Linked DNA regions of Homo sapiens: all the other regions are linked to region 3. Evidence: chromatin contacts called from ENCODE Hi-C or POLR2A ChIA-PET data. All regions are on one chromosome and are shown on one strand. The core of a region is the stretch at or near the end of the contact, and the rest is flanking DNA. Distances in the headings are between cores, read along the strand shown.

The links. A loop is a pair of places that touch in the nucleus more often than their neighbours do. ChIA-PET counts read pairs that join two places held with the same protein, here RNA polymerase II (POLR2A). Pooled maps may share reads with other maps.
Region 1: a loop to region 3 is called in a map of Caco-2, with 5 times the contacts of the local background. The contact joins two enhancer-like sites. A Hi-C loop is called at or near these places in 2 of 168 maps with a recorded cell type or tissue (Caco-2 and chondrocyte) and 6 of 50 pooled maps.
Region 2: a map of PC-3 shows a loop between it and region 3 (14-fold over the local background). The contact joins two enhancer-like sites. A Hi-C loop is called at or near these places in 4 of 168 maps with a recorded cell type or tissue (Caco-2, PC-3, endothelial cell of umbilical vein and 1 more), 1 of 37 single-sample maps with no recorded cell type and 5 of 50 pooled maps.
Region 4: a map of PC-3 shows a loop between it and region 3 (2.4-fold over the local background). The contact joins two enhancer-like sites. A Hi-C loop is called at or near these places in 1 of 168 maps with a recorded cell type or tissue (PC-3) and 2 of 50 pooled maps. POLR2A ChIA-PET finds 5 or more read pairs at or near these places in 1 of 52 experiments (PC-3).
Region 5: a loop to region 3 is called in a map of heart left ventricle, with 2.8 times the contacts of the local background. The contact joins two enhancer-like sites. A Hi-C loop is called at or near these places in 23 of 168 maps with a recorded cell type or tissue (A673, CD4-positive, alpha-beta memory T cell, CD8-positive, alpha-beta T cell and 18 more), 23 of 37 single-sample maps with no recorded cell type and 33 of 50 pooled maps.

What each region holds. Positions count from the first base shown.
Region 1 is chr10:51,875,521-51,880,863 of GRCh38, forward strand. The region is part of intron 4 of PRKG1 (protein kinase cGMP-dependent 1); the gene reads left to right. Among named protein-coding and RNA genes, the nearest start is that of CSTF2T, 180 kb to the left of the region's middle. RefSeq lists enhancers at 3,891-3,960, 4,061-4,120. Within about 2 kb of position 3,816, at least 5 of the 41 ENCODE cell types and tissues checked have a DNase peak (open chromatin) inside an H3K27ac peak, as active enhancers do.
Region 2 is chr10:52,565,599-52,571,009 of GRCh38, forward strand. All of the region lies in intron 1 of LOC124902426 (a long non-coding RNA gene), which reads left to right. All of the region lies in intron 1 of LOC105378305 (a long non-coding RNA gene), which reads right to left. Among named protein-coding and RNA genes, the nearest start is that of LNCAROD, 98 kb to the left of the region's middle. Within about 2 kb of position 1,458, at least 2 of the 41 ENCODE cell types and tissues checked have a DNase peak (open chromatin) inside an H3K27ac peak, as active enhancers do; they include PC-3, where a contact is called at or near this core.
Region 3 is chr10:52,215,256-52,220,601 of GRCh38, forward strand. All of the region lies in intron 9 of PRKG1 (protein kinase cGMP-dependent 1), which reads left to right. All of the region lies in intron 1 of LOC124902425 (a long non-coding RNA gene), which reads right to left. Among named protein-coding and RNA genes, the nearest start is that of PRKG1-AS1, 96 kb to the right of the region's middle. Within about 2 kb of position 1,761, at least 6 of the 41 ENCODE cell types and tissues checked have a DNase peak (open chromatin) inside an H3K27ac peak, as active enhancers do; they include PC-3 and gastrocnemius medialis, where a contact is called at or near this core.
Region 4 is chr10:51,892,545-51,897,720 of GRCh38, forward strand. All of the region lies in intron 4 of PRKG1 (protein kinase cGMP-dependent 1), which reads left to right. Among named protein-coding and RNA genes, the nearest start is that of CSTF2T, 200 kb to the left of the region's middle. Within about 2 kb of position 2,812, at least 11 of the 41 ENCODE cell types and tissues checked have a DNase peak (open chromatin) inside an H3K27ac peak, as active enhancers do.
Region 5 is chr10:51,948,421-51,953,546 of GRCh38, forward strand. All of the region lies in intron 5 of PRKG1 (protein kinase cGMP-dependent 1), which reads left to right. Among named protein-coding and RNA genes, the nearest start is that of CSTF2T, 250 kb to the left of the region's middle. Within about 2 kb of position 2,396, at least 3 of the 41 ENCODE cell types and tissues checked have a DNase peak (open chromatin) inside an H3K27ac peak, as active enhancers do; they include gastrocnemius medialis, where a contact is called at or near this core.

The DNA.
Region 1 (5,343 bases), core at 2,566-5,065, 340 kb before region 3:
CTTCAGCCTCCCAAGTAGCTGAGATACAGACACTTGACACCATCCCTGGCTCAGATTCTCTTTAAATAGAAAGCTCACCTAATGAAATTTTTAAAAAATGTTTTGATTGACAAAGTATCTTTCGACTTTCCATGGACATTTAAATATGTTTATTTAAAAAATAATGTGATCAAATTTAGTTAATTCTGAAGTAATACTTAAAGCAAAAAGGGAAAATAACCCAACCATATGTGCAAGGATATCATGTTTCACAACTCTGGGGGGAAACATCGTTTTGTATTTTGTAAGAATGGTGCCACCTGGAGTTCTTCAAGTCGTTGTGGCCAAGCATACGTATCCAGTACAAATTTTTGGAATAGGTAAGTGTTATCTAGAGAGTTATTCTGTCTTTCTTTTTCTCCTCCTCCTTTATTCCTTTCTTTTCTTTCTTTCTTTTTTTTTTTTCTTTTTCAGAGCACATGCCGTCAATGACACAGCACCCTTTACCTTTGGTTTGGGCTTAGAACATGGGATTTGTAAACTTTTCTGTTTTCCCTTTAAGGAAGGGGAAAGGAACTACCTTTTCCCTTTAAAAACAGCACTTTCTCTGTCTCTTTTCCTAAAGAGAGCTAATTAATAAATAAACTTGCCACAAGTTGTTAATACATTTGCCCTCCCCACATCCATGAACACATTTATGTGCATAGATATGTATATTTGTGTTACACACACACACACACACACAGAGTGTAATATAGCTCACACAAAGTGACAAATCTCAAAGGGAAGCATTTTAAATAGTGGAAAGGGGGAAGTAGAGGAAATATTTTGGTTTATGGACCTTTCTGTTTCTCAAATCAGACTACAGAGGTAGCTGCTTAATCTACCTGTTTATAAAAGAAAAACCCTTGCTGTCATAGTCTGTAGGATGGAAATGTGTAGTGTAGTATCTTACACACATATCTCAATTTTCCTAGGGTAGGTCTTTTGGTATTTGTGGGGTTTATATTTGTTTTTGTTTGTTTGCTTGCTTTTTAATATCTATATAAGGCCTTAGGCAAATCATGCTTACTTTCATTTCATTCAGAATAGCCAGCCAGTTACGTTGTTCAGCAAACGTTGTCAGTGTTCCAGCAATATTTCTTTTTCTTACCATTTGAGACTCCCAGCTGCCAGCACCTGCAAGTGTTTGCTTGAGGGCCTCTTGCCACCAGAGCATGGTTTGTGCCTCCATGTGGCAAGCTGGAAGTGCCAAGAAATTAATGAATCTGGGAGCACCACTCACCCAGAGACCAGCGAGAACTTGTGTATGATATACCCAGTTCCCTTGCACCGGGGTGGGATAACTCTAGGGCCTGGGTTTTACCTGGGTTCCTAATATTACCCAGCAGAATCAAGCTCCAGTTCCCCACAATGGAAATTTGCCTAGTAATGAAAACTCCATTGACTACCTTTCCTTCCCTACCAATGGTTATTGAGATCAGCTCACAGATAAACTGTTCACACTCAAATCCTTGGCTCAGATCTGCTTCTGGGAGAACCCCACATAAAACAAAACACTCTGGCAGAGTGTCCCTTTTTGTGTGTGAATTTAGGTCCTTTCTTAGGATTGTCTTTCTCCCCCCATGCACCCTCCCATGTTGCGCAAACTGGTGTTGAATTCCTGAGCTCAAGCAATCCTCCTGTGTATCTGTGACTACAGGTGGTGCACTACCACCTGTACCCAGCTTTCCAGATTATCTTTCTTTTCAGGAGGTTCAGCCTGCCATGAATACTAACATCATCTGATTAACTGTTTTATGATCCAAGCTAGATTCTCACCTAAACAACTTTAAACAACCCGATAAGCTTTATTTTCAGATTTTTTTTGGTAGGATTTCTATACTTTCCCATCAAGTAAGTGCATGATGGTATCTAAAGAACTCTTATTGCCTTGCTTATCAGTGCAAACAGGTACAATTTGTTGAGCAGCATTTTTCTGACAAGAATTTGTATTTGATTACATATTTTATATTTTAAAGCAGTTTAGTTTTCAAAAGCTCATGCTTCCAAGTAAAATATGCATTTTTAAAAACCTCAAAATTCACTTCTTTATTACCCCAGCACTCAATCTCTGTAATCACTGGCCTATAACCACCGAACATCTTTCCATAATAGCATTTGCAACAGAAATGTAAAGAAGATTGAACCAATTTCAAAAAGATTACACCAAGAGGATTTTTCTTCTGAAAGATTTTTGCCCTATTCTTTAAGACATGCTGTTTCCTCAGGTTATACTCAACTAACTTTCCCATAAAGATAATTTGAAGTATATTCTCTTTTTTCCCAACTTCCCACCTCATGGTGGCAGCATCCAGATTAGAATTACTTTTTTAAATGAATGTGTCTCACAATTAGGCCAACTTAGCACACTCAGAAAGTAAGATGAAATTTCAGAAAGATACCACTACTACAATAGTTGAGGAATCAGTTAACACTGGAAATAAACTTATTGCCCATGTGTATGGATAAATTGTCCTAGAAATATGTATTTTTTACTTCTCAGGATAGCATATGACTAAGTTAACATAATTCAATTTTTAAAAAATATTTTTAACATGCTACCAAGTATATATTAGACATCATTAACCAGAAATGCATAAATAATGTTTAACAGTGTAATAAATAACATATATAATTTAAACATGTATATATAAATATAAAGCAATATATATGTGTGTGTGTGCATGTATGTATATATGTGTGAATATATGTGTGTGTGTGTGTATCCAGCACTGCTCACCATTAAAGTATGAACACTTTATTATTTCACAACTATTTTGATTGGCTCAATATACTATGTTGAACAGGGGGAAGTTTGCTTTGATGTGTCAGTAAGAAACCTCCTCTCAATATGTAAGTGGCAAATCTATACCAAATGGATAACATCAGTCTAGAAAGTGGATGTAAAAATATTCAGAGCAAATTAGCTGTCCCTATACCAGATAAAACTACTCATACAACCATTCTAAATGATTTTCCTTGGTGGATCACTAAGAAAAAAAGTTTTATAAGAAAGGACCCTATCCTTATACCATAGGTCTATGTAATCATCTTTCTAAGAGATGCCTAATTGCTTGAGGTCCTCCTTTTCTGAAACTACTCACCATCTAATTTTGTTACTCCCCAGAGTCTCACCAGAAGGAGAATACCAACAGTTTCTATTGAAGGATTTATTCCTGTCACAAGCCATTTTCCTTTCTTCCCATACTGACTAGAGCTGGCTATTTGGTGAATTCCAAATGAGCTTCCACCTAAGTAGCTGTCTCTCATAATGAGTTTCTGTCAAAGAGAAATCAACATACAGAGAGAACAGACACACACATATTGACTTTAATGCAGTGACAAAACAAAGCATTTGAGTCACTTATTTAAGAACCAGACCTCTGCAAATGGAACTGGCATGTCTAATCCCATTATTGCCAGCTTTCCCACACAGAGGCAGCATTACTGACCTATCTATAACTGTCCAATAAGTCCAGGGCCTTTGGTTTCTGTCCTTGTCAACCTCTAAATATTTCAAGCTGACATCAAAACAGAATAGGCAGGAGATAGAAAGAAACCAGCATCAACATGTATTTGCTTGTAAATATCAATTTGTTTTTGGCTGTAATCATCCTTAAGTGGACTTCTGTGACATGATCTGGGCTTTTAAAAAATAGCAGAAACCTGGACTATAATATATTTGTAAACATTTTATCCTTTGATTAGTTTTGTTTTGCTTTCACTTTGCTATGTAACTGTGCTGTTAGTCTTAAGATGAACTGGGGTGAGTTCAGGGCTGACTCAAGGAGGCCCATTTCATTTGAGTCACCCTGGGATGAACGAGAAAAGTTGCTGGCCTCAAGTCTCTTACTATCCCTTGGGAACCAAACACATACAGAACTATGATTCATGTCCATCTGTGAGAAGTTGTAGACAGAAGTATAAAGTGCTGTAAGAGCCTGAGGCACAGAAGAGGGAATTGTCTGCAGACAAGGAAACTACCATGAGTCACTTTCTCTGAGGTTTTCTTTTTTACTCAAGTTCTGTAAGTCTACATCTCTCTCAGTGTGAGCAACCCAACTGAGCTGTTAGAGCTATGTGTCCATGACTTTAAACCTGCCTCCCTTGGTAGGAAACAAAAATCCTATGTGTAGATTTAGTATATAGGTCTTCTGATGCCACCATCCAGAGCTTATCTTTCCTCCTGCTGGCTTGAGTGTAGGTCTCTGAAGTTAGGGAAGTCAACTGCAGTTTTTCCTAGATAACAGTGGAATTGAATGCCACCTGTGGGCATCTGGGTTCTGAAATCCGATTGATGTTACTCAGTGGAAGGAATTTCACAAATATACTACCTGAATCCCACAGCGGGCCACTATGGCAAGCAAGGAAATTGTAGCCACTATGTAAAGAACCTCAGGCTGTGGCCTGTGCAATTCTAGCAAGCATCCTTTACATGGAGCAGAATGTAAGTGAGATTTCTGCATTGCACAGTACCAGCCTGCACATCCATTGGATATTTGCTTCTGGACGTATTTTCTCAGCCTCCACCTTTTACATCAGAAAGAGATACCTCGTTTGCACAAGAAAATTTTATTGTATTTGATTAAAAAATATTTTGTGTGATACTATATGTTTAAATTATGGTTTACATTTTACAAAGTATTTTAGTCATTATAATTATCTTAGGAATTAAATAGAAAGTAATTAGCCCATTGTCCATATGTAGAACTGAGCTAAAAAAAAAAAAGATTAAATAATGTGAGTTAGTTGAAACTTACATTATGTAATTGAGTTAGAGCTCAATTATTATGAAGCTTGATGACATTTTGTCAGCAAGGTCTGGGGTGGAAATCAGCCCTTGTGTCTGGGACTAAGTCTACTGGCTCTGCTCTGTCTTACCTCCTGAGTACACTTCATTGAATAATGGTCTGCTCCACTGGAATTGCCAGGTCCCCATTTTTCCATTTAAGAGTTACTATCTTTCTGGTTTCCTGTGGGGAATAAAGCTTTGTAAATAAGAATTATGGAATAATCTGAGAATCTTAGAGAAGGAGAAGCTGGTAACTAATATAAAAGTCCTGTATTGGTTTTGGCTGTGTTAATCTTTTAAAAACGTCCTCCTCTAAAAAATTGTATCCACTCATATCCTGGATTTAAAATGCAAAAGATATTCCCCAGTAAAACCTCACACTGATTTCCCACAAATGGAGAGGAGGATGGTAAATTCCAAGGACAAGAACACTAATGTATGAGGCAAGAGACACAGTTTTGCTTTTGGCTCTATTGCAATCAACCTATCGGTTCATCAATTCAAGAATTAAGTATTGAGTATCTTTAGAT
Region 2 (5,411 bases), core at 208-2,707, 350 kb after region 3:
GTGGTGTTCTGGAGCTGGCACATATAACCTATCACATTAAAAATCAAAGGTAATAAATACTCAAAACCCAGCACTTCCTAAATATTGTATACATTTTAGTATCACCTATGTTGTCTAGGTAATTTTCCTTACTGAATCTATATGGTAGCAATAATACATAATCATGAGCTATTGAGCATCTCTTCTCAACTCTGTTCAGTGATACTGCATTAGTAGTTTGAAATGGGTCATGGTGAGAGTATTCATATCACTTAACCCACAGAGCAGGCAAATGCTATAAATCAGGGCTTGATTAATTGTTTTGTTTATTGTCTTTATTTAAGAAAGTGATACAGGAAACATTAATAATGCAGATTAAACTTAAAAGTGAGTCATGTCTGGAGACATTATACTGTGCAGCACAAAAAATTGAGAAAATAGTTTTCTAACACTTAAAAACTGTTACCTGATTCAGCATATACATCACTCACATAATAGATGAAGGAGGAAAGTTCTGACATTGGTCTTGCTGTTTCACGTTTATCTTTTTAAAATTTTTACTTGTTGTTTTGAGACAGTCTCACTCTGTTGCCCAGGGTAGAGTGCAGTGGTGTGATCACGGTTTACTGCAACCGCCGCCTCCTGGGTTCAAGTAATCCTCTCACCTCAGCCTCCCAAGTAGCTGGGACTAGAGGCACCCTTCACTACACCTAACTAATTTTCTTTGTATTTTTTTTTTTTTTTTGGAGAGATGGAGTCTCGCTATGTTGCCGCACTCGTGTCAAATTCCTGGCCTCAAGCAATCTGCCTGCCTTCACCTCCCAAAGTGCTGGGATTACAGGCGTGAACCACCGTGTTAGGGCCACTTTTATCTTAATGGGTTAAAAAAAATAAAAAAGGAAAGAAAAATCGCAGCCAATATTCACATCAGAACCACATGTATTTGTCAATTGCAGCTATGGGTTGGCTATGATTACAAGAGTTAGGAAAAATCAACAAAAGCTTACACATTCTTATATACTCAAAAGTTATTACAAGATGATGTACACACATACACACACGCACCCTCTTTTGTTTTGTTTTGTTTTGTTTGTTTTATTTTGTTTTGTTTTGAGACCCAGTTGTTAAACATTTACCAGCACTCCACTGGCTGCAACTTTCTATTTCATTTTCTATTTCATTGATTGAAGGTATAATTAGAAAGATAAGAACTTTTCAACAAAGCTTAAGATGTCTTCAGTATGAGAAAGCAAGCATACATGGGATCATTTTCTTGTAGAAATCATTGTAAAGCTTCAACTGCTCTCCTTGACATATAGGAACAGTAAGAACTTGACGCTGTAAAGCATTGCACAAAAATCAACCTTCCTACTGTGTAGCTGAAAGAAATTGCCTTTGGTAGTAAACAATAGTGTAGCAATAGCTAAATATTTCATGAAGAACTTTTTGTTACTTTTAAAAATTGATAAATATTTGTCAACTTGGAAAGAGTCCAAGAAATACAAACTATTTTTTTTACTTTTCTGCTTGATTTTGTTTCTTGTTTCCTGATATTTTTATACCATCTACCTCCTCTATGGTAATTCTGCCCCCTGCTGGAAATGGGTAGATGATAATTTCCCCCCGACTAGGAATTCAAACTATTAAAATACTGTAAAAACATTTAAAAAAAAAATAGAGAAACATTTTCTTAGTAGTGCCCTCAGGTCAATGAGCTTTTCATATAACAGTACTGTATTTGTCATTATAGAAATTAACATTTATCTTACATCTCGTGGTAAGAGATTTATGTTATTTCTCCCATTAGGTTGATGGAGCTCGTACTTTCTCCCTCCCCGGAAATTTGGTACAGTGCTCTGAAACATTTTAGTACTTAAATATACTACAAGAGCATTAACTTCCTTGATTTTAATTTCTTTCCATTTTGAAACATTTCTTTTTTATAATTATAATTTCAGATAGTAGTCATTGTCCTATTAACTAGTAAGCCTATTTCAAGTGCCTACTATTTATCTAACTCTGTGCCAAAGGCTGAGGGATTTTTCCAACATGAGGATCCTGCAGATGCTTTTCCTTTTGTTTCTTCTAAATAATTGTCATGAGCATATGGACACACTGACTGATCAGATATAACTAACCCATCAGGTATCCCTTTTTCCTTCCCTTGTTATAAACTTAGAACGTATGTTGTGTCTATTCATAAGACCATCTGATGTTCAGTTTTGAGTTAGACTCATTCCTAACTCACTTAATGTACAAATACTTCTTTCTGTTCATTTTTACCTATTCCTAGTTTATATCAATTTAAAATGTTTTATTTATCTTAGAAGTCACTTTAAATCCTTTTGAAAATAAGATGAAGCCAAAGCATAAAAATTAAATTAAAATGTTGGGGGACGGCTACCCAAGAAAAGTTTAGGTATAATTTGTATTCATATGGAGCTTGCAGAACACCTAGAAAGCTGCCATTTATAACCCATCATTTTAAGTCACATTTGCTTATGGCTTCTTGGATGGCTTCCTGGTCCCTTTTTTTTCTCTGGAAGCTTGATAGCAGCAGAAAGTCAGAGCCAACAGATAACTTAGACCAAAAGTTCTAAGCTGGGAGGTTTGTTATAAATGTCTTCCATATAACACTAGCCTCCTAGGCCATTTAAGGCTAGAGTTCAATTAAGCAAAATTTAAATCTAAATGTCAGTGTGGTAGAGAGGGATCCTTACCATAATCTGATTTATCGCTTGGTTATTACGATCATTTTGTTCTATTCTCCACCCTGGACTAATGAAAGACTATTACCATAGAGCCATGACAAGTTTTATTCTCTTGAACTGTCTAGCTTTGTTACTTTCCCTTGCTAATAGTCACTTACTGAGTCAGAGATGCTGCAGACATTGCAAATAGAATGATTCCTCATATGTCACTAGGGATACAGTTTTCTGAGATACAGATCTAGCAAGGGCATGAGAAAGAGAAGAAAGCAAAAAAGAAATCATCTCTGCTAATTCAATTGTGGGTTTCCTTGGATCAAAGACTACCTATTACAGCATACCAAGTTCAAGACTATTCATAGGATGCTGGAGGCCCTCTCCTCATGATTTATATTAAGCACTATACATGGTACACATGTGGCCTCTATGGAAGTATACTTAAATGATTCTTTTTTATCACTGGCAGACTAAGGAATAGCATACAAGGAGGTCTCGTTCTAGTGATGCTGTTTAAGTACTAGAAGGTCAGAGGAAGTGAAGAAAATAAATAGACAAAAGAAGAAAGATGCATATATTGAACAGCAAGTAGGACTAAATCTCAAAGGAGCAAATAAAAATTTCTAGCAAATGACATAACTCCATTTGAATATACAGCCAACAATTAAAATGTCAGGGAATTTGGTTCCCAGGGTTTTAAAACAAAGGGGAAATACTCAAATATCCCATTGGTGGGCATTAGGATTATTTTTAAATGACTATTTTTACCTCTGGTTAAGAGAACACACTTCACTGGGGAAAAATAGGTGAAAAATTGTTGATAGGTATCATTTTCTCAATTCTGCTATTCAATAAGTAATGGCTACAAATTTTAGTATAAAACATATGTGTTCAAAAAATCAAATTTTCTGTATTTGTTATAACTTTACTTCTATTTCAAGCCTATGTTGTTCCATTAGTGGCAGACTCTTAATCACAATCAGTTTAAAATAATCTCGTTGTAATCGGAGTTTCCTCAGGCAACTGAAGCCACCCCTCCTTCACCCAAACTTTTCCCTAGGTCTAGTGTCTAAGTTCTAGGATGTTGATAGACAGCAAAGGCATTGAGAGCAGGAGTGGAAGGGGGAACATAAATCTCCCTCAAGTCATTTGTATACACCAGCATCAGCTGAGAAATTCTTATCCCACCTCTGTTTGTCAATCCAAGAAGATCTCTGCCTTGTCTTCCTTATTCCAGAAAAAGTCAGCCATGTGCTTCTCATTCCACAGCGTGGGCTCTCCAGCCCTGGGTTCTCTCATCCATTTCCATATCCTTCTTGGGTGCATGTGGACATGCGACCTCTCCAAGGTAAACAGAGTTCAGAGGAACCCTATGGGGCTTGTCTCTTCCCAGCCTCTATTCCAAAAGTGATATATAGGACCACCTGACTTCAAAACCCACAAATAAATCTGGTGGCTCTAACGTTCTCCTTCCTACTTAGCCTGAAGGTGTGGGGAAGGGCAGGAAAGCCTTTATAGAGAAAATGAAAAGCCGACATCTAAATATTGTTTTCCCTTTGTTCTTAACCAGCTTGGTTTAGGTTCTTAACCTTGTGGCAGGGTTTCAGCTGGGAGAACATAAGGAAAAATGTCCTTTATTATTTAAGGTATAAGTTTTATGCCCCATGTCTTTTCTAGACAATATTTTATTTCTCAGAACAAGAAAATTGAAATTCAAAACCCAAATATTGACAAACATCTCCCATCTCTCTTTCTCTTCAATGTCGTCTTTCTTCCCTTAGGTACTAAAGATGAAATGTTATAGCTATCCAGGTTGAGGAAAATGCAGTATTTGTTAAAAAAAAAAAAAAAAAAGCATCTCAACAGATCATACAATTATCCATAAATTGTATTGGAATCTTTCTCCTTTTCCCCTTCCTCTCTTCCCTCCCTTTTTTCTTTCTCTTCTTCTTTTTCCTCCAGCTGTTTTTCTAATAGCTTGTTCATTGTTCTTTATTATTGTTTTTGGTTAGAAAGAGAAATGAAAGGTGAAAATTACATCAACTGATGTACTTTGGATGAGAACCAACAAGGGTCAGATTATTGACTGTAATTTTTTGTGCTTTTTCATTTAATTATTTTCTTTGTATTTTTCTGCAAATTTCACCAGGATAATTTACACTGACATTATATGAGCTATTGGAGTTAAGCGTTTAGCTTTTACATTTTGAAATCTGCAGAAAATGTACTAACTTTTTATAAACACTACTGGAAAAAAATTAAGTCTCAAGATCTCTTTCAGCTAAATGAGAAATCAGATAAATGATTTTAAATTGCAAGCTCAGGCTCAGTGCTATAGATACATTGTTTTGACTGCCTAGAATCCTCCTATTCTGAGAGCTGCCACTTCCCCTACCCACATGGGTTATTTTGTACTTGTTCCAAAAGTTGGTAGCTGAGCAAATCTGAGCCAACTCTAGTCATTTCCCTGGTGACAACTAATTGGACCAGGAATAAACAACTTACCCAAGTTGGACTTGTTAACCTCTCTTTGAAAATTTAGAATCAGAAATAGGATTCCAGGTAAGTCTGAGAAGAAGATAAAAATTGGGTATTGGTCGTATTTTTGTTCTACTATATAACACAGATGACAAAAACAAAAACCAAAAAAAACCACCATTACTCATGAATAAACAAGCAAAACAGAAAAAGCAGAAACAGAACAGAAATCCTAAGGGTGCTGGAACT
Region 3 (5,346 bases), core at 511-3,010:
TGGTGGTGGGCACCTGTAATCCCAGCTACTTGGGAGGCTGAGGCAGGTGAATTTCTTGAACCTGGAAGGTGGAGGTTGCAGTGAGTCAAGATCAGGCCATTGCACTCCAGCCTGGGCGACAAGAGCAAAACTCCATCTCAAAAAAAAAAAAAAAAAGTATATTTTGAAGCTGACTTGCTATAAGCATTCTATGCTATAAAGCGAGATATACAGGCATTTAGATAGTTAAAGCAACAAGAAAATAAAAGTATTTTCTTTTGTGCATCTCAGGTCAGTGTACTTTTCAATATCACCTCAATATTTTCTCTTTTCCCCATGGGAAGATGTCTGAATACACTTTGGTGGTATTCATACATTCATACATGTTTCAAAGTGAAACAATTTCCTTGTGAAAATTTCAAATCATGAATTTGGATGGATAACTTTAAAATATGAAAGGTGAAAGGAATGAAAATATATTAATATACATTTTTATAATAGTAATGTTAGAAACATAACTTTTGGTTTTGATCTCATTCAGAATATAACTGACAAGAGGTAGATGATAAGGTAGATATTTACTAGTTGTGCTCTAAAAGTGAAAATGTCATATCTAATTGAATATCTTAAGCATAGATTATGTTTCACATGAAGAACAAAACCACAAAGGCCTAACTTGAAGGCAAACATTGTACTTTTGTGCCCTCCAGTGGCCATCTGGAGAATATACTCATCCTCATAGAATTGTTCAAGAAACATAAAGTGGCTAAGGAGACAATGGCAAAGGAAACAAGCAAACTGTACACCCAGAGACCCTGAGGCTATTACTTTCTCATAAATTTACTGAAGTAAGAAGAGAGCTAGCAGACTTGGGAGATTCTTCAGACTGCTTCCAAGAATGCAAAGGAGCTATTGGTTTGGACTACAGATGGTTCTTTTGATCATTCTTGAATATACTCTTCTTAGACACTTCTTAAACAAGGATTGCCAAGCACAGCATGGAAGCTTAAATTTTCATTTCAATCAAAAAAATTATGCATGGAACACAAGTGACACTAAGCTTCTCACTCTGGGAGAGGTATCACTTCAGTCAACAGGCTCCTGGGCTGGGGATCTTTTGGGAAACCAGCAGATAGCTACCGGAATGCCAGGGAAATAATTGCACATGGATTTTGCAAGAGACTCAAAATCAAATCACACTGGCAGAGCAAAGAGTTTTGACAATAAGACTTTAATTGAATAGTCAGAGTTAGATGGAACATCCAAAATAGAAAAATACCTGTTTATTAAAATGGACATTACCTATTTTCTCATCTTTACCTTTTAGTATTAGCTTAGCCCCAGAATTAGATGCAGTTAATACAGCCAGGTCTGCAGAGCATTGTAGATAGATTTTGATTCCTATTTTAAATGTGGCTGGAATTTCTGATGCCATTTCTTGCATGGTCCTAGAGGGAATAGAGCCTTTGGTTTTTATACAGTCATAGGTTTTGGTGCGGTTTTTTAAGATCAGTTTGTTATCTTTTTCTGAGAATTAAATGGATCAAAATGTCTCTAAATTTTAAAAATAAGTTTTGTTTAAACCCAGTGACTGCTTAACTATTTGCATAATACTTCTGAAAACTTTTTAGTTTTTCACAAATGGAAGCTTTCTTTTACTAGGCAGACAATTCTGTTTAATAAGTGAGTTCAGCTCCTGCACCACCGTGAATTTAATAGCCTGGAGATCCTGTTTCACTTTCTGAGAGAACAGATCCTATAAATTGCATTCTATGTGCCATTCCACTTCCTGTCTGATGGTGATGCGGAAAAACAGCTGTTGTGTGGGAACTGTTCAGAGCTGTGTTTCTCAAACCACAGGTCATGGAAGGGTGGTTAAGTAGGCCCTGTTTCCCTTTCTTCCAAAATAGCACCCAAGGCTCTTCTGACCTTGCCTCCTTCCACCTCTTAGTTGTAAGCCTACTAAGGAGTAAGTTTATCCTACTTCCTTTTGTTGTGTTTATTTTTAATTGGGGAGGAATAAGTACATATCCTGGGAGAGGCTAGAGTTATCCTGAGAGATGTGCGGGGTAAATATACATATACACACACACGTACACATTTATATATCTATCTATCTATATATATATATACACATATACACACACACACACTTATATATGTATAAGTAGAGTTCTCTCTTTTTTAGATTAGTGTCAAATGAATCTCATAGTCTAGGAACTAAAGCAAACCACATCACTCTAATTTTAGTACACCCTACCGTCAAACAATATTTTCACCCTGTCTTCAAATGGTACATAGAGAGATTTAGATTTAATTATTCAATATGGAATAATAGAAACTACAAGCAAGCATTAACCCAGGTTTACAGTTACTCAAATAGCAAGGATTAAACAATATACAATGGGTTGACAAATGTGCTGTCTCCTACTGGATAGGAGACAATGGAAACAAGTTTCATTGGTGGCTTGGGCAACTGATGCAAATGTACTAGCTGGGAGATAAATCAGACCTCAGCCCTGTTGGTAGTATAGACATCATCACAAAGGATATTTTAATAATGACACTGTGGCTAGCCTTTCTTTTCCTTCCTCCGTTACTCTCTACTTATAATTTGCATAATAAATGAAACTCCTATTTTATCTCTCATTCCAATGGCTTCTCTTAGGAAATTAATGGTTTAGAAAAATAGCTTACAGCTGGGAGCCGTGGCTCACACCTGTAATCTCAGCACTTTGGGAGGCCGAGGCAGGTGGTTCACAAGGTCAGGAGTTCAAGACCAGCCTGACCAACATGGTGAAACCCTGTCTCTACTAAAAATACAAAAATTAGCTGGGCGTGGTGGCACACGTCTGTAATCCCAGCTACTCAGGAGGCTGAGGCAGGAAAATCACCTGAACCTGGGAGGCAGAGGTTACAGTGAGCCTAGATCACCCACTGCACGCTAGCCTGGGTGACAAAGCGAGACTCCATCTCAAAAAAAAAAAAAAAAGAAAAATAGGTTACAGTTTTTTTTTTGGTTTTGGGGGAGTGGGTAAAAACAGAATGAACTAAGGCGTCTTAACAGCTGACATCCATCAAAGGGGCTGCTCTTTTGCCTGGCATTGAGGTAGCAAGCACAAGGCCATATAGAGAGACAGAATCCAAGAAATTCTCATAAAAAGCAATTAGATGACAACAGAAGGGACAAGCAGAAATTATTAAATGTTTTTAGGCTTCTGGTTAAAAAAGATATTTTAAAACCTTATCAAGTATGACCCAATTTCTTTTTGATTCAACATAAACTTACCCAACTGTATGAATAGTCGCAATACAAAATTTTGGTTCACAACAGCCAAGGCAGTATTCTCCAACCTGAATAGAAGTCTTAACTTCTAAACAATTTAGACTTTTAAAAATTATATAAATTCTACACTCATTACTTTAGAAAATTGTGTTGCAAAAATCAGTGTTTATTCTGGATTCTTAAATTAAAAATTTATAGGGATTAGGATACTTTTTCAAGGTAAATTTCCCTTTTGATACCTTCAAAGTGTTTGATGAGCAAAAGAGCCATTAATGTTTTCAGGGCCTCCCATGAAATGAAATTAGTGTTTATGAGTCTTATCTTCATTAATTAATATTTTAAACTAAACTGTTTAACCATAATATAATGTTAATAATTTTTCTGAAACAAAATATAAGAGAATATTATGACCAGTTTCTGTGTTGAACCAAAGCTAAATTCAACAGTAGTTAGATAAGCTGAAGATAAAAGGCAAATGATAGCATATTTATTTAAAAATGAAACACAATTTAAAAAGGAAAAACAAAGAAAGAAGTACATTCCCTTGTGGGACTTTTTTGTTTTCATGGTGAGCACTTCTGTAAGGAATACTTTTTTCCTATGTTCACACTAGATGTAAGTGGGTCATAAAACATTTACGTACTAGGATGAATAGATTTTGAGCTGGGAGGCTTTAATTAGTCATGTGCAACTATTTACAAGCTTATGAGAATTAGAAAAGTCATAGGAAAATAAAATAAAGAAATTAGCTGAAAAGAATGACAATAATTTAGCTAATTAGAAAATGTAATTATAGTGTATTTTCCTTCAGATTACAAACTCTCTGCATAAGAGTCCAGTAATCCTTTGAGTCTAAGATGCCTTCACTGATAATCTAGAATAGGATCAGGCAGAACCAATGAGGTAGGATATAAATATTAATAACAAACAATCCCAACATCTCACTTTGCATATTCATTTATTATTCTCCTCCAATAAGCTTTTATCCATGGTTGCTAACAAACTACTAAACCGACTGATTTTTTCTCAGTGCCTAATAACAAACAACAAAGTGCCTCAAGTAAACTGTTGGAAAGAAGGAGATGTAGTTGGGAAGAAATTAAATAACCCCCATACTGGCTAACAATGTGTTGAATAACTAACAATTAGCTGACAATCACTCATCCTCTTGTTATTTATTGTTAATCACCCAAGTGAATTTACATATAAATACTGAGGGCAAAATAATAATTCCTTCTTACCCTTTTTGCTACCAAACACTGGGCATATTTATAATTATCCTGCCAAGAGCAAACTATGCCATAGGCCTTTAAATATTGCAAATGAAAGAGGTGGGGAGAAAAAATAAACATACATTTCTCATTTATTTTTCTAAAGTAATTTAATAAATTCTTTTAGAAAGAAAGATTAAAAGTTGGTAGGTCATTCATCTTGAGGTTTCTGTGAACATCATATTTGCCTCTGTAAATAAATAAGCAAAACACACTCCATTTTAATGAGATCCTTTCCAATATCCCATATTTTTAAAAAGTGACATTACTTTCCCTTAACTGTAGAACAAAGTCAAGAAGCCTCTGTCTAGTCTTCAGGGTCTCCTAGAGTGTGGCCCCAGTGACATTCAGAATACAGTGAGTAGGATTGAAGTATGACAACTGAGGCTACATTATGAAGATGTTGTGTCCTCTGCCTTATTCCCTGAGGTTGTTTGCTTTCTGGGAAAGCCAGTCACCCTATCATGAAGACACTTAGGCAAATTAAGGAAAAGTTCACATGGGGAGGAAGTGGGCCCTTCTCCTAACAACTAGCACCAGCTTGCCAACTATGTGAGTGGGACATCTTGGAACTGCAGCTTCAATTCTAGTCAGGCTTCATATCTGCAGAGATGACATCTTTTATATATATATATATATGTAAGTTCAGGGGTGCATGTGCAGATTTGTATATAGGTAAACTTGTGTCATGGGGGTATGTCGTACAGATTATTTTGTCACCCAGATATTAAGCATAATACCCCATTAGTTCTTTTTCCTGATTCTCTCCCTCTCCCTACCCTCCACCCTCCAATAGGCCCCAGTGTGTGT
Region 4 (5,176 bases), core at 1,562-4,061, 320 kb before region 3:
GCAAGACTCAGTCACCAGGGGTTTTGAAGTTTCATGCAGAACAAATAGCAAACTCACTTGCTGAACTGGAAAAATTATGAAATTATAAAGTGAGACAGTATTGCTCCCAAAGGGCGTTTGCTTGTCACAAGGATCAGGAATGCTATTGGTATTTCATGGGTAGAAATGAGAGATGATAAACGTTCTGCAGTACATAGGCCAGCCCTGCACATTGAAGATGTGTGCTGTCCCAAATGCCAATAGAGCCCCATGGAGAAACACTGTTGAAGAACAAGGAGTGGGGGATCACCTCCCAAGTTTCAGAAGACTGGGAAGAAAATTGGGGATAAACCTTATAGGCACATCACCATTAGTGCAGCCATTAAATATTTAAAAGGTCATACATTCCTTTTTCATTCTTAACAACCAGATGTAATTTATTTAATTCCATAAAAATGTATATGATTTTATTTTTGATGCAGGCATATGCAATTGTAAAACTTACAGAGCAAAGATCAGGTGCAGTGTGATCTTTTGAATAAGCCATTGCATTAGATGCTATTAAGCATTTCAGAGGCAATTTAATAAAGTGTGTGATTAGTGCCTCACTTCCTGATGGTCATTCTGACAGGAGCACCAGAGTAACCTGAGTGCTGATTTCAAACCTAGCCCTTCAGTGAGTTTTTTAGAAGGCTGCTGTAACAGCCTTTTATAAGAAAACTCTGTCAATAAATGTTTCTCTTCTGAATTCGTCTCAAGTAAATAGCCTCAAGGAAATATTCCTGTGGTTCCTGAAAAATAGCAAGCAGAAGATACTTTACACAGACCAGGGTAATCATAAATTTGGCACCTTTTTTGAAATATAAGATGTGCTCCCTCCTCTGGGCTGATGAAGCTGCTGTCAGGGCACAATGGGTGGCATACAGAGAGTGAATGGGCTGAATTTCAGCCCTCACTCAGGCCCCCTGCAGGTGCCTTTGTACATTTGCAAACTGTGTAATCCTGTCTAGTGACCCTGGGTCAGAACCACTGTTGCTTCATTGCATTTGGCTTTATTGCATATAGTCCTTCAATCTGAATGTTTTAAGTACCCACTACATGGCATGCTCTATATTAAGTATAGCATTACAGAAGCTAAATGACGTGTTCCTTTAATTGAGTGCTTACCCTACAGCAGCCCCTTGGCCAAATATTTCATATTTATTAATAATAACAACAACACCATGAGCTAAGTTTTATTGTTTTAATTTTCCAACTAAGGAAGCTTCTCGGCTTTAAGTATCTTGCCTGTAGTTACACAGCTAGGAAGGGAAGGTGCTGGGATTCAAAGCCTTTTTTTTCCCCTGATTCTAAGTGTCCTGTTACTATTTACTACAAAAGCAGGACTTTCAATGAATTTATATATTAGAGAGGAGACAAATATACCAACAGATGGTTACAATACAAGTGTAAGTGCTATTCAGGTGGGATGCCTACTTAGATGTAGAGAGAAAGTTGTCAGGGGCCAATTTCCAGAAGCAGTTGTCCTTGAGTTTTGAAGAAGTTTCTACAAACATATGGGAATCCAAAGGTTAATAAACCAGAATGCAGGCTGAAAAACTTGGCTACACTTCAGAAAATAAGTTGGAATAGGTTTGTGTGTTTTAGTGATTATTTTAAGTTATCATATACCAAATGAAAATAATTGACTGGTAAGGCTATCAATCTTCCTGCACGTTAAAATTATCTGAGTAGAAGAACAACATAAATGAACTTTGAAGACATTATACTGGATGAAATAAGCAGACACAAACGGACAAATATTGTGATTCTACTTCTAAGGGATACCTGCCATAGTCAAATTCATAGAGAGAGAAAGTAGACTAGTGGTTGACAGGGGCTAGTTATTCTTTAACAGGTACACAATTTCAGCTGGTAATGTTGAAAAAGTTCTGGAGACAGACAGTGGTGATGGTTGCATAACAATATGAATATTGTTAATGCCATTTAGCTGTATACTTAAAAATGGTTAAGATAGCAAATTTTATGTTAAGTATATTCTACAACAATTAACAAAATAGAGTGATTTCTTGGAACCTACCCTATGACCTCTTGAATCAGGGTATCCAATGACTTTACGGTTCGGAAACAACTGGCCCAGGACATTTTGACCAAAGATCTGTTATAAGAATCTGCTGAACTGAATTACATTAAAATGAAATCTGAAAGTTCATAGTTAGATATAGTGTAGTTTTAGAAGACGGTTTTAAAGACAACAGTTTTAGGATTTGTGTTGTTTTCATAACTGATATTTGTATAGTGATTTAATTTTAAATGTATTCTCTTCTATTATTTTATGGCAGCTATCTGGTATTGCTTGGCCTGACTTCTTATTTGTATGTTAGAGATGAGAACACTGAGTTTCAGTGAGTTAGTGTTGCCTATCTGTTACACATGCTGCTATAGTTACGATGATAAGGAAGATGCCTAACTGATGAGAATAGAACTCTTGTCTAAATGAGAATTATAGGGATAATAGAGAAAGTTCACAGATTTCTTTTTTGAATCATTTAAAAATTGTTATATTTGCTGCCACATTAAATTAATCATCTGGACTGAGACTTATTGAATGAATGGAGAGGTGTCGAAGAATTGAGTTTCCATGAGAAAAGGCATAAAGCTTAAGGCTTACATAGAGAAGGGCAGCGTTTGGCTGTTTTTCTTAGCAAGAGCAGGACAGAACTGGATGAGTAGTGAAGATGACAAAAGGCTCCTCTTTAGAGCCCTGTCCTTGAACTTTTCAGTTTCTTCTGGGTGTGTCCCTTTCCTCAGGGGGAATCAAGAGAATGTGTGTTGCCCAATCCCTTCTGGAGTAAGAATCAGGACCTTGGGATTTCTTGCCCACATGTTCCTGAGCTCACTTCCAGTATCTGCATGGGCCTGTTTCCCAGGCTTTTTCTTCCTGCCCTGTCATTTTGCCCAACCCATGTCTGAGCATTGGCCAAAAGGCCACGGTTTCTGTGTGTTTGGAGTGGACTGATTTTGGTAGACAAAGCTTGGCTGCACCGGGAACCAGAGTCCTGAAAATGCTAGGGATCCATCTGTAGGGCAGTTTATTCAAATATAAATTGTTAAAATATCTTCCCTATATTGTTCTCTTTTTCCTTTCCCAAGCAGGTGGTTAGGCTCTTTCCGTCTATTGGTCTCAGGGTTTTTGGTCAATACTAGAAGCGTCTAGAAGATAAGGTGCTTCTTATGTATTTTTAAAGCCTAGATTCATTGGAATCTAAGAGTGTCTGGAGTCAAATGGAGAAAGACAAGGACCTTGGAGAAATTTCCCCAAGAGTGGGTTTCTCTGCGTGCAATTGCCTAGAGAGGTTGACCTGAAGCACCAGAGCTCCCAGCCTGACAGAGGTTCCCTTTCTCCTCTGTGCACACAAAAGCAGAGAGCCATTGGACTCCAAGGGCCCCTTGTGACATTGATAGCAGGGAAGTTAACAATTTTGCTCCCCACCTTTTGGACATGACACGCTTCCTAGATTCAGGTAGGACCTTGAGGAAGAGTTAAACAATGAATGTGATTTAATATCTTCCTGAAAAAGAAAGGCTGGTACTCCAAATCAAACACATATGATTTGATTTTAAAAATGAAGAAAAGGATATTTCCAGCACTCTTTGAGTCTAGACTGAGGTTCATATCTGATGTACTAGAAATTTGTTTTGATTACTGAAGGTCTTAAATAATAACAGCATTCAGAACATTTTGCATATACTGTATCATAATTGTGGTAGCTGCTGAACTTTATTAAGCATTTATTATGTGCCAGGTACCTTCTTAATATGTCATACCTACTATTTTTCTTGTGTTTGCCACAACTCTATGCAGAAGGTGATATCATCTTATTTTTGAGGTAAAGAATCTGAGGCCTGGCATGGTGGCTCATGCCTGTAATCTCAATACTTTGGGAGGTTGAGGCAGAAGGATCACTTGAGGCCAAGTGTTCGAGACAAGCCTGGGTTCATAGTGAGACCCTGTCTCTACAAAAAAATAAAATAAAAATTAGCCAAGTGTGGTGCAATGTGCCTGTATTCCTAGCTACCCAGGAGGCTAAGCTTAGGTGACAGAGCGAGACCCTGTCTCTTAAAAAAAAAAAAAAAAAAAAAAAAAGAAAAGATTCTGAGATGCAGAGAGGTTACATAACTGGCCAAAACATAGTTAATAATTAGTAGCAGAGCCTAAACTTAACCCGATTTCTTTTGATTCTAAAACTCATATGCTAACCCAGTATACAATTCTCCAGTATAAGGAGTTTAAACTTTTATCACATATGTAATAAAAATACAGTATATTTTGTATCTCAGGAGTGGTTTGCTTTATTTAAAGTATTTTTATGTGAAAATAAATTTGAATTCTCCTAATCTGGCAAGATAATAGACAGCTATTAATAGGTTGTGGCCATTGCGTGATAAGGGCTAAACATTGCTAAAAGAAAATAAATCTGGCAGTGATGTGTAAAGTAGATTGAAGTCAGATGTGGGACAAGAAACTAAGAGAAGAAAGACCAGTTATAAGACAATTGCATAATAGACTGAACCAGGATAAATGCCAAATCATCCAGTTAAGGGAGAAAAGTATACTTGATGCAGAAAATGTCTAATAAGCTTGCTAAGGGGAATAATTAGGTAGCTATAAGGTTGAGGACCTTTAATCCTTCATCAATATGGATTGATTTTTTTAGTAAGTCCGAGATTTCTGCTTTTATTCTTTTATTCTGTAAGGAAGTCACTGGCACAGAAATAAACAATACTTGTCAATGTTGGTGGCACTAATTTGATGCAGAGATGATTTCTTATATGAGAATCAGAAGGCTACTCTTCTCCATATGCTTCCCAGAGATAATTAATATAACTCTGTATGCTTCTTCCTAGGTAGAGGACATTGTTGAACTATTTGCAGATTTCTGTTTGTTCAGATGTTTTGGCTTATAGATATGGGGCTAAATCTGATATTCTTTGGTTATATTTTAAAACTATAATCTTTTGAAAATATCAAACCCTTTATTACTAACTTAGAAAATAACTCGCTTATTGAATATTTAAAAATTAAATTGTTTTTATTGGTTCCTTTCAACCACAAGGAGCCATCCTTGTCTCTTCTCTTCTCTTTCATTCCACATTCAGTCTACTAGGAAATCATGTTGCTTCTGCTTTCAAAATA
Region 5 (5,126 bases), core at 1,146-3,645, 270 kb before region 3:
TTAACAAAGAATAGGATAGAAAATATTAAAAATATACTGCAAGGGATAAGGGTTTTGGATTTCATGTGATTCAGGTATTATTTCATGAAACTTGTGTGTGTCTCTGTGTGTGTGTGTGTGTGTGTGTGCGTGTGTGTGTGTGTAATTTGATAAGTAATTTTAAAAGAATACATATACTGTACTTTTTGTTATATTTAAATTCAGTCTTGGTGACCTGAGAAATAGACTCTGAGTATTACTTCTCTGAGTTGTCAAAGACAGAGTTTCAACGAGCCAACTAGTTTGAAGGCTATCATCACCACCACAACCTTTTTAAAATTACTTAAGAAGAAGATTCACAAAATCAACTCTTGGTCACATAGTCTGGAAATAGATTCATATATCTCTTGGCCATTTATTTGTCAATAAACTAAACTGTAGGGCAATCTTTTCAAAGTGAATTATAGTTAATTCTTTAAAACATTGATTCAATAAGGATTACAAAGTATAAGATAACCAGAATAATATGAACTATTTGTGTGCATGTTTTTGAATACCTCTCCCAATTATATAATAATAAGACTTGCACCATAACAAAAAAGTTTTATGTCAACTACATGATTTTCATTATTGCGTCTTTGTCTTCTGCATGTCCAACACTTTAGGTTCAGCACTGGACTAAAGATTGCCTTCAATATGGACATCTAAGACTTAAATTCCACCCTCATGAAGCCTACAATTTAATGAAGGTGTCCATATAAACACTTAAGAAATATTTAACATGTAAAACAAAATAGCATATATGTTGTCTTTTAGGAGGCAAGATTCAAAAAGGGATGGTTTGCATTTTTGAGGACTAGAATTGTGAGACAGGGCTTAATGGAAGGAATAAACCTAGTTGCATTGGGCTTTGAATAAGAAATTTGGTTTAGGCTGGACACAGTAGCTCACATCTATAATCCCGGCACTTTGGGAGGCCAAGGCAGGAGGATCACTTGAGACCAGGAGTTCGAGATCAGCCTGGGAAACACAGGGAGACCTCATGTCTATAAATAAATAAATATATATATATATAAATAAAATTTGGTTTAGATTGGTACAATAGAGTAGAAGAGCATCATATGTCAGAAGGAAATGATAAGAAAAGCAACAAATGCCTAGAACATGTGTACAGTGATAGCCAAGAGAGTTGTCACTCAGGAATTAAAGGTATGTTAAGGTATCAGAGATAAGATTGGCTAGAGTACAGCCTGATTATTGAGAACTTCTTGCTTCCAGGGTGGTAGCTGTGATAAAATAATTCTCAATTAATATAATGTCCCTTGTTTAATCAAGAAGTCTCCAGGTTCGACTTACCTGCAGACATAAATTAAATCATGTTTACATGAATAGCCTCATTTTACTCTGAATTTCATCATCATGTCAGAGGGTGTCTTCTCAGATTATAATCATACATGTATACATGCCATAAGCATTTCCAGATACATTGTTATGTCATGCCATCAACTTATATTTGGAATTCTTATGTCCAAGGAGCGCTTGGGTGAAGATTTCAAGGAAAGCATTTCAGTTTAAAATGAGGAAGGTGATAGCTGCTACAGTCTTTATTGAGCTTCCTGTCACCAAAGGCATTTTAGCAATTACTTTTCTTGATGAAGATTTTGAGTCAAGCACAAAATAAAGAAAAAGTTGGACTACATAACTCCTACATCCTTCACATTCATGAAAGTATGTAAGACTCTCTAGGCTTTCAAATGTCACAATGCCTTTTATTCACAAAATCATAGCATACTCTTGAAATACACTCATATGCTCCAAATATACATCTATCTTTTCTCTTTTATGTATAATTAAACCCTGCAAAATATTTCTTCTTGACAATTAAAAGCATATCTCTTAGTGATTAATATAAACTAGAGAAAAAACAAGTGATAAACTACAGATCACCAAGTACATACTGAATAAAACTTGTTTAAAATTACAAGTTTTCAATTAGACTTATATGAGAGGCTTTTTGGAAGAGAGAAAGTTGTAGTGACACAGGAATTTTCTTTCGGCCACTTTGCCAGACTCGCAGCAGGGGCACCCTGTCTACCCAGCCCACAGTGCTCTGCCCCTTGCGGAAGGGAGCACGTGAGTGAGCCAGGGCGGGATCTGGCTGGCCATTCCAAGCACAACACAGGAGCAAGCTTCATGTGGGGCCTGCAGCCAGACCAGGAACTAGGGTGCCAATGACCCTGAAGCCCCAGAGGGGGTATTAGTATGCTAATTAGTTCTTTTAGTTCCACTATCCATGGACAGCTGCACGTCAGCAGCTCAGTCAGTCCCTGGCCCCATGGCATGGAGCAGCTGCCCTTCACTGGCAAGGGCAAAAGGCCAGTGGGACAGTCTTTCTGGGTACCTGCGCTCAGTGTGGCCTGAGCTCTTGTCCAGCATCCAAGAAGAATGAGGTTATGCTGACAATTGAAGCATGAGCAAGGCAGGGAGTTTTATTGAGTGATGAAATAACTTTCTGCAGAGAGCGGACGTGGGGGTGGTCCCCCAATGGTGGGAAAGTCCCCCAGTGTAGCTGAGTCCCGGAGCTTTTATGGGTTCAGAATAGGGGAGGTGCAAGCCATAGGTAGTATGGGAAAAGACAACATTCAATTGGATAAAAGGCATTATTCAGAAAAAAATCAGTCGGGGAAGGGTGGGCAACCAGGAACAGAAGTTATCCCTCTGGGTCATGGGTTTCATCCAGGACCAGCAGTTGGGTTTTTCAGCCTTCAGGCTGTTTTTTTTGGCTTGAAGGTGTGGTTTCACCAGAGACCTGCCCCTATGTGCTTTGGCATTTGGCTGCCTCCTGTTGCTCTCAGTAGCAGCATCTTATTAGAAAAGGATTCAGTGAAGTAGAAGGCCAAAAGAATGTGATTATATATTGATTAAAGCTATGAGGCAAAAGATTCCTGACTTCCAGAGATACACAGCCAACCCACATGTAATAAACTTAGATGGTTGCCTGCCAGATGTTTTTCTCTTAAAATTCTTAAGCTTAATACTGTTGCTAATAATACACAGAAATGATAAAATTCACTTAACTTTTGGATATGGCCTGAATAGTTTGCAAGAGATCCTTATTCCTTATAACACATGTATTTATAATAAATATATTTTCACTTATGAGTTTATTTTTCCAAAGACCTTATGGTACTATTCACAGAATTTTTAGAAGAATATTCTTTTGTATCTTAGAATTTAAAATGAGATAGTTTCCAGACATTGGGATGAGAAGGCAGGAGACAGAAAGGAAAAAAAATAAAACAATGGGGACATAACTGGAAATGTCAGTAGGCATAAGTTGGGGAAATAATTTTCTATCAACTACTGTTCTAGTTGGAACGAACCTCTAAGAGAAAGGTAACTGGAGTAGTTATGGTCAAAAATAGCTCAAAGGCCAAATCCAGCATGCCTGTTTTTGTATGAGTGGTGACCTATGAATAGTTTTACATTTTTTACTGTTTGAAAATAATCAAAAGAAGAGTAATAGTTCATGCCACATCAATATTATATGAAATTCAGATTTCAGTGTTCATAAAGGTGTTATTGGAACCTTGCCATACCCATTTGTTAACATATTTTCTGTAGTTAGTTTCCAACTACAAGAGGAGAGATGACTATTTACAACAGAAACTGGCCTACAAAGCCTAAAATGTTTACTATCTGGCTCTTTACAGAAAAAGCTTGCCAATCCCTCTGCTAGAGGATAAGTTAGAGAAGTTGACATCAACTTCAATATATAATGTGGGTTTTTTAAACTGACCTGATGTTTGTCCAAATGTTGTTAAAAATTTGGATCTTGGGCTGCTTGCCCGACCTACTAAATCAGAATCTAGGAGCAAAGGCCTGGACATTTGTATTTTTTGTTAAGTATCCAAATGTGCATTTTCATCAGGCAAATTTGGGAATCACTTGTGCTGGCTGTGAACACAGGCTTTGGAATCAGACATTTAGGGTTGGAGTCTGAGCTCTACTACTTACTAGCTGGGGGACTTTAGGCTCTTTTGGACAATACAATATGATTGACTTCATTAGCCTCAATTCACTCATTGGTATAAAAACCTAACTCATCAGGTTTTTGTGATCATTTAATAAGGTAATATATTTAGATTAGATATAGTTAAGATTAACACAGTGCCTAACACATTGCAAATGCTTAATAAATATTAAGTGTCATTGTTCTTAGTGTAAATAATATTAGCAGTAGTTTTTAATTAGAAGTAGAGATTAAAGGAGGCATCATGGTACAGAAAGAGCACTGTACTTAGAATCAGAGGACATGAATATGAGTTCCAACCCTGTCACTTACTAATTATGTAGCATTGAACCACACAGCCTTATTGGGATTCATTTGCTTCATCTGTAAAATGGAAATGAAAATAATTATGTATCTCAAAGTCATTTCTAAAGGTCAGGATATAACAAAAAGCAGTATTTATCTTAACCATTCTGTTGCCATGTCTAATACAGAGCCTGGGACAGTGTGATTAATACATGTTTATTGTATCCAAGTGAATCTAACCAACTCATGCCTGCTGCAGAGGCATATTTCCTACTTTAATACTCATTGTTTCTTCTAAATGCCCTTTGCTCAAATGCATACATTTTGTAAATTTCTTTAGCTTTTTCTGTCTATGTTTAAGTTAAAATTTGTTAGCAATCAAGAGTTTATTTTCTCCTCCTGTAGTTAAAATCCTGTTGGTAAGATCAGAAATGATGGCTGCAGAAAAGGCAGGGATGTCACCAATGGAAGATTATAATTTGTGTGCTGTATTTAACAAGTCGTAGGAAATTTACAAGGAGAAAATAATATAAAAGTGGTTCACCTTCGCCCCCCAAAATCTCACACACATTCAAACTGTTTTCCAGGCAGAAATGTCAATGTAGAGGTAGAAGTGACATGTGCAGGCTTTTAAAGTGTGAGAAACAAAATCAGTTTCTTTCACTTGCATTCAGTTTCCAATAACTGCCAATTGTAGCAGTGTGCTGGCATCATCAAAGGACTTTTTTCAGTAAATGTCTTTTCTCTACTTTGCCCTAATCCCTGGCCTCCCCAACCCTCCACTCCAAGGCTGTTAATTGAGTGGTGACTACTGACCGATGAAAAGGAA